Linked DNA regions of Homo sapiens: region 2 is linked to region 1. A link is a loop called in an ENCODE intact Hi-C map of the cell type or tissue named here. Cell type or tissue: tibial artery. All regions are shown on one strand. Each heading gives the region's core, and the rest is flanking DNA. Links, peaks and the distances in the headings are about the cores only.

What was found. Peaks named below come from ENCODE experiments on the same cell type or tissue, not always from the same donor. Only the 100,000 strongest peaks of a DNase experiment are listed, where the experiment ranks them.
Region 2: it touches region 1 in a loop (6-fold over the local background); 64 of 110 quality-filtered maps call a loop at or near these places.

What each region holds. Positions count from the first base shown.
Region 1 is chr12:6,389,325-6,396,479 of GRCh38, forward strand. LTBR (lymphotoxin beta receptor) reads left to right here. Exons shown (of 10, transcript NM_002342.3): 9 at 788-1,016; 10 at 1,336-2,242. The coding sequence ends at 1,613. Among named protein-coding and RNA genes, the nearest start is that of LTBR, 8.7 kb to the left of the region's middle. RefSeq lists an enhancer at 1,337-2,149. In tibial artery, for the core only: no CTCF peak of the experiment used is centred there; DNase peaks (open chromatin) are centred at 1,147 and 1,687; H3K27ac peaks cover 58 bases.
Region 2 is chr12:6,329,850-6,333,318 of GRCh38, forward strand. It overlaps TNFRSF1A (TNF receptor superfamily member 1A), which reads right to left. Exons shown (of 10, transcript NM_001065.4): 5 at 3,220-3,298; 6 at 1,004-1,077; 7 at 749-862; 8 at 418-446; 9 at 1-217. Among named protein-coding and RNA genes, the nearest start is that of TNFRSF1A, 10 kb to the right of the region's middle. RefSeq lists an enhancer at 389-518. In tibial artery, for the core only: no CTCF peak of the experiment used is centred there; no DNase peak of the experiment used is centred there; H3K27ac peaks cover 2,500 bases.

The sequences.
Region 1 (7,155 bases), core at 1-2,500:
GCATGCGGTGGGGTGTGGGAACTAAAGAAAGATGAGCCAGCCTGGGCAACACAGCCAGACCCCATCTCTACCCAAAATGTTGTTCCAAGTTAGCCAGGCAGGGCCAGGTGCAGTGGCTCACGCCCAAGCTCCCATCCTGCACGCACAAGCCTGCCCAATCCTGGTCTCTGAACAGGAGGGCACCCGCACCACCCCCAAACATGCCGATCCATGATACATGTAATCCCAGTACTTTGGGAGGCCAAGGCGGGTGGATCACCTGAGGTCAGGGGTTTGAGACCAGCCCGGCCAACATGGCAAAACCCCATCTCTACTAAAAATACAAAAATTAGCTGGGCGTGGTGGCAGGCACCTGTAATCCCAGCTACTCAGGAGGCTGAGGCAGGAGAATTGCTTGAACCGTGGAGGCGGAAGTTGCAGTTGAACTGAGATTATGCCACTGCACTCCAGCCTGGGTGACAGAGTGAGACTCTGTCTCAAAAAAAAAAAAAAAAAAAAGTTAGCCAGACAGTCCCAGCTACTCAGGAGGCTGAGGCTAGAGGATCACTTGAGTCCAAGAGTTCATGAGCCTGCAGTGAGCTATGATTGCACCACTGCACTGTAGCCTGGGTGACAGACCCTGACCCTGTCTGGAAAGAAAGAAAGAGAGAGAGAGAAAGAGAGAGAGAGAGAGAAAGGAAGGAAGGAAAGAAAGAAAGAGAAAGAGAGAAAGAAGAGGGAGGGAGGGAGAGAGAAAAAAGGGTCTGGGGCCCTCATCATTGTTTGGGTCTCCATCTCTTTCCTGCAGGGAGAGGGACCCAATCCTGTAGCTGGAAGCTGGGAGCCTCCGAAGGCCCATCCATACTTCCCTGACTTGGTACAGCCACTGCTACCCATTTCTGGAGATGTTTCCCCAGTATCCACTGGGCTCCCCGCAGCCCCAGTTTTGGAGGCAGGGGTGCCGCAACAGCAGAGTCCTCTGGACCTGACCAGGGAGCCGCAGTTGGAACCCGGGGAGCAGAGCCAGGTGGCCCACGGTGAGCCTGGGGCAGGGAGAAGAGAGGAAGGATGGGGAGGGAGGGATGGCTGGCAGGGAGAGACTGTGGGCCAGATGAAATAAAAAGACCAAAACAGAGGCAGACAGAGACTCCGCTGCCAGTCAGTGTCACAACTAGAGAAGAGGGAAGAGACTGGAAAACCCAGAAGCAGAGAAATGAACACAGAAGCTCAATAAACCAGCAGCAAGCAGGAGAGGGGCGGGGCCAGGGGAAAGGCGAGAAGAAGGCAAGAATTCAAGAAGCAGCGGGCCTGAACTGGGGGCCTTCCTTCCTCAACACTCTGCCTCCCTTCCTACAGGTACCAATGGCATTCATGTCACCGGCGGGTCTATGACTATCACTGGCAACATCTACATCTACAATGGACCAGTACTGGGGGGACCACCGGGTCCTGGAGACCTCCCAGCTACCCCCGAACCTCCATACCCCATTCCCGAAGAGGGGGACCCTGGCCCTCCCGGGCTCTCTACACCCCACCAGGAAGATGGCAAGGCTTGGCACCTAGCGGAGACAGAGCACTGTGGTGCCACACCCTCTAACAGGGGCCCAAGGAACCAATTTATCACCCATGACTGACTGAGTCTGAGAAAAGGCAGAAGAAGGGGGGCACAAGGGCACCTTCTCCCTTGAGGCTGCCCTGCCCACGTGGGATTCACAGGGGCCTGAGTAGGGCCCGGGGAAGCAGAGCCCTAAGGGATTAAGGCTCAGACACCTCTGAGAGCAGGTGGGCACTGGCTGGGTACGGTGCCCTCCACAGGACTCTCCCTACTGCCTGAGCAAACCTGAGGCCTCCCGGCAGACCCACCCACCCCCTGGGGCTGCTCAGCCTCAGGCACGGACAGGGCACATGATACCAACTGCTGCCCACTACGGCACGCCGCACCGGAGCACGGCACCGAGGGAGCCGCCACACGGTCACCTGCAAGGACGTCACGGGCCCCTCTAAAGGATTCGTGGTGCTCATCCCCAAGCTTCAGAGACCCTTTGGGGTTCCACACTTCACGTGGACTGAGGTAGACCCTGCATGAAGATGAAATTATAGGGAGGACGCTCCTTCCCTCCCCTCCTAGAGGAGAGGAAAGGGAGTCATTAACAACTAGGGGGTTGGGTAGGATTCCTAGGTATGGGGAAGAGTTTTGGAAGGGGAGGAAAATGGCAAGTGTATTTATATTGTAACCACATGCAAATAAAAAGAATGGGACCTAGATAATTTATTTTCTTGGGATTTATACAGAAACACTATTCCATGGAGACAATCTCAAAGACAAAGGTCAAGACACTAAAATATAATCCCATAAAGATATTTCAGTGAGGAGCTGGTGAGTATAGTCCAGGTAATAACAGTCTCGTCAGTGATGGCTGACAACGTGCCAGGCAGTGTTCTCAATGCTTTACAGTACTAACTTACTTAATCTTCACAATAACTCCCTAAGGTAGATATGATTCCCATTTAACAAATGAGGAAACTGAGGCACAGAGCGGTAACTTTCCCAATTCAGCTGCAAATGACAAAGCTGGGATTTGCACCTAGTTCGTCTGGCTTTTAGAGGCCTCTTGGGGAAAAAAAAGCCTTCATATACCACGCCCTTCCAGAATTTCTTTGAACGGGTAGAATGGTCTGGCCTTCTCAAATAATCAGATCTCTTGCATGTTCCGCAGGTGTTACTTTTCAGTCAACTCTCAAACATCTAGCCACACGCGAAGTGAAAAATGTTCTCCAAGGTTGATTGAAGGGAAATGTGTGCAATTTTTTTTTTTTTTTTTGAGACAGGATCTAATTCTGTCACTCAGGCTGTTGTGCAGTGGCACTATTATGGCTCATGGCAACCTTGAACTCCTGGCTCAAGGGATCCGCCCACCTCAGCCTCCCAAGTAGCTGGGGCTATAGGTGTGTGCCACGACGCCCAGCTAATTTTTTGTATTTTTAGTAGAGATCAGGTCTCCCTGTGTTGCCCAGGCTGGTCTCGAACTCCTGGGCTCAAGCAATCCTCCTGCCTTGGCCTCTGAACATGCAGTGATTACAGGCGTGAGAGCCACCGTGCCTGACCTGAGGTGTGCACTTTAGACATAAAATGAGAGAGGCCAAGTTCACATTTTGTTGGTGAACAGAAATCTAGGCTGGCCTCCTTTTGGTTCAGAAAGAGTATTTATGATTTTTACTTTTTTGGTTTCTTTTTGTCTTCTTTTATTTTTACCCCCAAAAAGGACTTTAAATCTTCTCAAGCCCTCTTATTAGTAAATGTTTGCCCCTCCCTGCCCCTGAATTCTCTCCTGTGCTCGGTCGAGAGGATCTTAGCTTGCAGGATTGTTAGGGAGCTGCTGCCAGCCGGCTGCTCCTTCCATAAAAGGCCACTCTCATGGGTCTGATATGAGGAACTCTGTCGCTGGAGCTCATCAGGGTGGGGCGGCTGCAAAACACACACCTCAGAAGGCGTCTGATCCAATGGAGTGGATGGGTCATTTAAGGTTGACTGTGAAAATATCACATCCAACTTCCTTTTTTGAAAAGTAAATAATGGTGAGCTGTATCTTTAAATAAAGTTAAATCCTCCTGCCCCTGCAATATGCTGGGGCCAGACCTCATGAATTCTTAATAATTGTTCTAATGTGTTTAGATAAAAAACAAATTTTATACATTTTTTTCAACAAAATAAAAGGAGGAAAATATTTTGAAAGAAATGATGCTGAAGCACAGCCCTTTGTGACACCATTCAAATTTATAATTATACCTGCCTGTATTTTTTTAGAGACAGGGTCTTACTGTGTCGCCCTGGCTTGAGTGCAGTGGTATAATCGTGGCTCATATAGCCTCAGCTCCTAGACTCAAATGATCTTCCTACCTCAGCCTCCCACGTAGCTAGAGCTACAGATGCGTGCCACCACACCTGGCTAATTTTTTTTTAATTTCTTTTTTAAGAAGTGGGGTCTTGCTATGTTGTCCAGGCTGGTCTCAAACTCCTGGGATCAAGTGATCCTCCCACCTCAGCCTCCCAAAGAGCTGAGATTGCAGGCATGAGCCACTGCACCTGGGCTGCCTAAATTAATTTTCTAGGGCCGCCATAACAAAGTACTGCAGACTCGATAGCTTAAGCTGCAGAGATTTATCTTCTCACAGCTCTGGAGGCTGGAAGTCAGAGGTCAACGTGTTGGCAAGGTTGGTGTCCTCTGAGGCCTCTGTCCTTGGCCTGCTAATGGTGGCCTTCCTGCCACCTATGTCTTCACATGGTCTTGCCTTTGTGCATGAGTGTGTCCTAATCTTCTCTTAGTGGATTAGGGCCCATCCTGATGACCTCATTTTAACTTAGTCACCTCTTTAAAGCCCCTGTCTCCAAATAAGGCCCCATTCTGAGGTCCTGGGAGTTAGGGCTTCAGCACGTGGATTTTGGAGGGAGACACAGTTCCACCCACAGCATTACCCATGTCTATTTTGCCAGTGTGGAGTCAGTACAGGCTCCAGGACACATCCACAGAGCACAGGCCACGTAGAGGGGAGCTCCTGTCTACAAGGAAAAGCTGGCAGAAAACCAACAAAGACAGCCTCTTGATGGTGGTCTTCAAAAGATGCAACAGGATGCAATGGCAGTTGACAATGGGGTAACTGTTGGTTGTGAGAACCCTAATCCTCTACCACAGGGAGGAGAAAGCTAACACCAAGTCCAACCCACATCAACACGGGGGTGGGACACCCGTTAGGGGGCCAAGGCTGTAGTCCAGAAGAAAGGTGGATGGAACTGGGGACAGAGCAGTAGCACAGGGAGATGGGGGAGGATGGGGTAATTCAGAATTTCCCTTTTTGAGAGTGGCATCAACACAATGTCAAAGTAGGAGTTCTCCGGCTTCTCTCCTCCCCAACAGAATTTCAACTAGCAACAATCCTGTGGCAAGTTTACCACCCTGAATATCCCAGAACTTGGAGTGAAGCTTTGCATCCCCTGGGATGGCAGAGCCAAGAAAAACCATGAGGACGGTAAGGGGATGGCTGCTTTCTGACCACGCCACTCCTCCCCAAGCCCGCACAGTGCCACACGCAGAGGAGTCCCTGGATGCTCGGTTTCTCCAGTGGACACAGTGGATGGGAGGTGGGCGTTCGGCTTCCCCACCAGTCTGAGACTTCACAGGAGACTCACTCTAGTCTTTTCCCGCAGGAAGCACTGTGAGTACCGGCAGGGTCAGCCCAACAAGGGTCAGTAAGAACTTCCCTTTTCAAAAGATAAAGCGGTTCACATAGACAGCTGTGGTGGACTCTTTCTGCTGCCTGTCCAACAGACTTCTGCACATTTCCTAAGGACAGAACCGCATTTTTGTACTAGAGCAGAGATTCCGTGACATCAGGAGAAGAGGCCCTTCCCCCAATCCCAGGAGCCAATAAACTCATTCTTCTTTGCAATTGTACAATGACATGCACAGGGAAGTCTTCCTTTCCAGGGTATAAAGCACCATTAGGAGAAAGTTTTTGGTTTGCCTTGGCCCTTATTTTTTGTTTTGGGGATTTTGCGTGTGACAACATCACTCCTGAGCTGTGGCAGCCATCTTACCATCATGAGGAAACCGCCACGGGGATAAAAAGCCAGTCCTCTGAGGACCTGGAAGAAAGGACAGAACCTGGCTCCCAAGGCATCACTGAGACCCAAATCAACAGTAAGTAAGCACAGCACCTACTCCTGGGCTTCTTTTTATGAGAGAAAAAAAAAGTTCCCATTTGTGTAAATCATAGTGTTTGGTGTTCCTTTTCTTTTTTAGTTTTAATTGTATTTATTTCCTCTCTTTCGGATGGTTGATTTATTCACATGGGTCAAAATTCAAAAAGTATCAAAGAGTAAACAGTGAAATGTCTCTCTTTCACTCCTATCCCCCAACCACCAAGGTCCCTGCTCTGGAAGCAACCAATGTTACTGTTTCTGATGCTTTTCCAGAGGTAATTTATGCATATTCAAACAAATATATATAAATAGATTCCTTTGCTTTTTTATTTCTACAGATGGTACTACAGTAGTCCCCCCTTGTTTGTTATTTTTTTTTCTTGTTTGTGATTTTGCTTTCCATGGTTTCAGTTATCTGCTGTCAACTGTGGTCCAAAAATATTAAATGGAAAATTCCGGAAAGAAACAATTCATCTGTTTTAAATTGTGCACTGTTCTGAACAGCATGATGAAACCTCAAGCTGTCCTACTGAGACAGAGTAGGGATGGGACTCGGGCCCCACTCGTGCCCTACCAAGAACCTCTATTGTAAGCTGGGGTGGGGGTGTGTGGCCAGTGAGGACCCCAACCAGACTGTCCAGACCTTGCACCATGAATCTTGCTCAAGGTACTATACCCACTCATCGCAGACCCTTAGAGAGACTAAGATGAACAACGTCCCACCATAAATCTTACTCCAGGTGCCAAACCCACTAGTTGTAGAAATTAAAATAAGCAGCTCCCACCTTGAATCTTACTCAAAGGAGTTAACCCTATCTCCCGTATGTATACCACAGGACCAGAAGAATGAGCGCTCCTTTGCCTTATCTTCATTATAATACTAAAAATCACACCGGGGTGGAGACTTAACATGCTAATGAGACACACGATGCATAAAGAAGCATGTTATCAAACTGAACAGGTGCCAAAATTTCCTCATCTCTACCTGCTCAAACTCACTCCCTTCCCACTTTAGTTCCTTTAATTCTCCTTTAGTTCCTTTAGTTCTCTTGAGTCTCTTCCAGGAGCCAGCCAGAGAATTCTCTCTCTCGTGCTGCCTCCCTTATGCCCTGCATAAGCTCTAATAAAGCCTTGTCTGGGAAAACTCTTTTGGCCTCATGTTAACTTCTATTGCATTAACAACCCCCAAGGCCCTGTGGTTGGTAACACTACTCCTGTCCCTTCAAGACATGAATTCTCCCTTTGTCCAGCATCTCCTCCCTGCAGACGCTCCCTACCCCTTAGTCACTTACAAGCCTTCCCAGTGATCAGACCAACTGTTGAGATATTGCATGCTTGTGTTCAAGTCACCCTTATTTTACTTCATAATGGCCTCAAAGTGCAAGAGTGGTGATACTGGTCATTCAGATATGCCAAAGAGAAGCCATAATATGCTTCCTTTGATGACTTTGCTAAGATCTGCATAACAATGCACCTTC
Region 2 (3,469 bases), core at 1-2,500, 59 kb before region 1:
GGGCTGTCGCAAGGATGGGGTCAGCCCCCTGATAGGGTGGTGCCACCTCTCTGCGGGGAGCCGCAAAGTTGGGACAGTCACCGGGGGTATAGGTGGAGCTGGAGGTGAAGGTGGAACTGGGCACGGGACTGAAGCCCAGGGTGGGGGTGAAGCCTGGAGTGGGACTGAAGCTTGGGTTTGGGGCCAGGGGCTTAGTAGTAGTTCCTTCAAGCTCCCCCTGAAAGAGAGAAGGTGGCGCAGCATTAGTGCGGCAGCGAAAACCAGCCCCGGCCCTCTTTATTCTACGTGGGGGTTGGGACTTAGAGGGAATGAGGCGAGCCCCCGGAAAGTGAAGGATGATTCCAGGGGATCTGAGCATTAGGCAATTATAAGGAATGGTCAGGGACATTTGGGAGTAACTCTCTCATTTCATCTCACCTCTTTTTCAGGTGTCGATTTCCCACAAACTGAGGAAAAAGAAAGAAAGCATCATAAATTTCACTTCCTCTCTCAGCCCTGGCACCCTGGACTCAGCTGGCAGTGGGGACTTGTGGTGACATGCCTCAGGGCCTATGTGGCCCCAGGGACGAGAGAGCTACTGATGCAGCTCGACATCTCCCCAGCCATCCAGGGCCACCTTCTGCCCAGAGTCCCCAGCGGTATGAACTGAGGGGACACTCCTCACCTCCCTCCACACATGTCCATCGCACCCACCCATGTCCTCCCTCACCCCCACCAGCTCCCTCTCCCTCCCAAAGCCCCCACTCACCAATGGAGTAGAGCTTGGACTTCCACCGTTGGTAGCGATACATTAAACCAATGAAGAGGAGGGATAAAAGGCAAAGACCAAAGAAAATGACCAGGGGCAACAGCACTGTGGTGCCTGCAGACAAAGCAGGTGTTGGTCAGAGGAGCGGGCAGAGGGGGGCCGCAGGGATAGATGGATGGGTGGGATGGATGGACGGGTGGGGGCAAGAAGAGGGAGAGGGCAGGTGAGCATGGGCACCAGGTCACTTCTCCTCACCTGAGTCCTCAGTGCCCTTAACATTCTCAATCTGGGGTAGGCACAACTTCGTGCACTCCAGGCTTTTCTTACAGCTAAAAGAAGAGACGGCACTGGTGAACAGAGGCCCTACCATTGGAGGAACACAGAAAAACAACCACACAGATTGTTGGACATCCTTTCTTTACAAATATTTTTGCTGTCTCTTGATATAATTTGTTTTGGGAACTGATGCAGAAGAATGAAACACAGTTAATCATAGAATCATTTAATTTTAGAATTGGCAGGGATCTTGAAAAGGCTGTGTAGAAAATGTGAAAAGCAGTCAGGGTCAGGGTGTAAATTCCAGTTCATTCCTTGGCTAGCAGTGTGAATCTAGGCAAGCCATTAACCCCCAAGCCTCGGTTTCCTCATCACCACAGGGATCGCCCACCTCTCAGGATTGAGGATTAAGCAAAATCATTATGCCTCATTTAATAAGTGCTTGAGAAGGTAGCCAGCTAGCTGTTATGGGATTGTTGTTTCATCACTGTTTTGCTGATAAGAATCCTTTGGCAAAGAGAGGTTAAAGGGCTTTTTCTTAAATGACACTGCTAGTTACAGTACCTGACTTCGGGGAGTCGGGGTCAAACATGCATGTGAAAAATTTAAAAACACATGTTACTGGGGCAGCCAGAGAGCACCCTGTAGAACTAGCAGATCTTCCATGTTGGGAGTTGTCACTGGACAGTGTGGAGTGATGGGAACTCTATGGGGTGGTGCTGGAAGGAACTTGAGAGAGTGAGTTCCCAGCAGGAAGCTGAAAGCAGGGAGAGGCACTTTAGCCCACCACTCAAGCTCATGGTGAGAACCACATAGAATGGTATAAAAGTGATTTCAAGAAGAGATGAAGCCGGCTGGGTGCAGTGGCTCACGGCTGTAATCCCAGCACTTTGGGAGGCAGAGGCAGGTGGATCACCAGGAGTTTGAGACCAGCCTGACCAAGATGGTGAAACCCCATCTCTACTAAAAATACAAAAATTAGCCAGGCATGGTGGCACGTGCCTGTAATCCCAGCTACTTGGGAGGCTGAAGCAGGAGAATTGCTTGAATCTGGGAGGCAGAGGTTGCAGTGAGCCGAGATCGCGCCACTGCATTCCAGCCTGGGCGACAGAGCAGGACTCTGTGTCAAAAAAAAAAAAAAAAAAAAAAAAGAAGATTAATGGAAAATAAATAGTTTTGTGTCAGACGTGTTGTAGGTTTTGTTTGTTTCTTTGTTTTTGGTTCTCACAAATTCACCAAATGAATGTCATTATGCTTACTTTAAATATAAGAAATCTAAGGCCCAGGCCAGGCGTGGTGGCTCATGCCCGTAATCCTAGCACTTTGGGAGGCTGAGGCGGAAGATCGCTTGAGCCCAGGAGTCCGAGGCCAGCCTGGGCAATATAGTAGGACCCTGTCTCTACAAAAAGTAAAACATTAGCTGGGTGTAGTGGTGTGTGCCTCTAATCCCAGCTACTCAGGAGGCTAAGGCAAGAGGATGGCTTGAGCCCTGGAGGTGGAGGCTGAGCCACGGTTGCACCACTGCACTCCAGCCTGGGTGACAGAGTGAAACCCTGTCTCAAAAAAAAAAAAAAAAAAAAAACACCAAAAGAAAAGTCAGGCTCAGAGATGTTAAGAAACTTGCCCAACGTCACATAGCCAGTAAGTGGCTATGCTGGGGTTCAAACTCTGAGAGCCCTCAGAGTTTATTCTTTGCAAGTGAGTGACAAGAACAGCCTCTGTGGAGCCAGGAGTAAGGAGGCCTGGACAGTGACTAATGAGGAAATACCATATTGCATCAAACCTAAGACGCCATCAAGAATAAAAGGCACTTTTCTTTACATTACTACCCAGACGCAAACAGAGCTGCCAATTCAACCATGATGAGTCACCAGTTATAGGAGGTTTGATTTCAGAGCTATAAGAGTGTATGTCCTAGAACCAATGAGCTATCGTAGATCCAAGAATCTACATATCTGAGTTGGAAGGGCTGCCAGCCCTTGGGGCATGATCTTCCATCCTCAAAGACTTCTTCAGATTTGAAGAGCAAGGGGAAGGACTGCCTGGTGTCTTAACGAAGTGTCTCCTACTCAGCCAGTAGGACCCTGAGCACTCTGGGGCATCCTGGCATCTGTTGCCCAGCTAATGGTTCCCACCAGTCACCCGTCCCAACCCATGCCACCATCCAGTGCCCAGCAGCTCTCAGAGATACTCACTTACTACAGGAGACACACTCGTTTTCTCTTAGAAAGAAACCTGCATGGCAGGTGCACACGGTGTTCTGTTTCTCCTGGCCTGTAGGGAGAAGTGCGGCACAGCTAAAGGAGAAGCGCCTGCACCCCCACCCCACAGGACAGAGGAAGTGACGAGGGACAGGGTGGGGGCGGCCAGAGAGGAGTTGGTTGTCAGACCCACAGAATACAGGAGGGGGAAGGAAAGGAAGTGCCACCGCATGGGGAAGGGGCC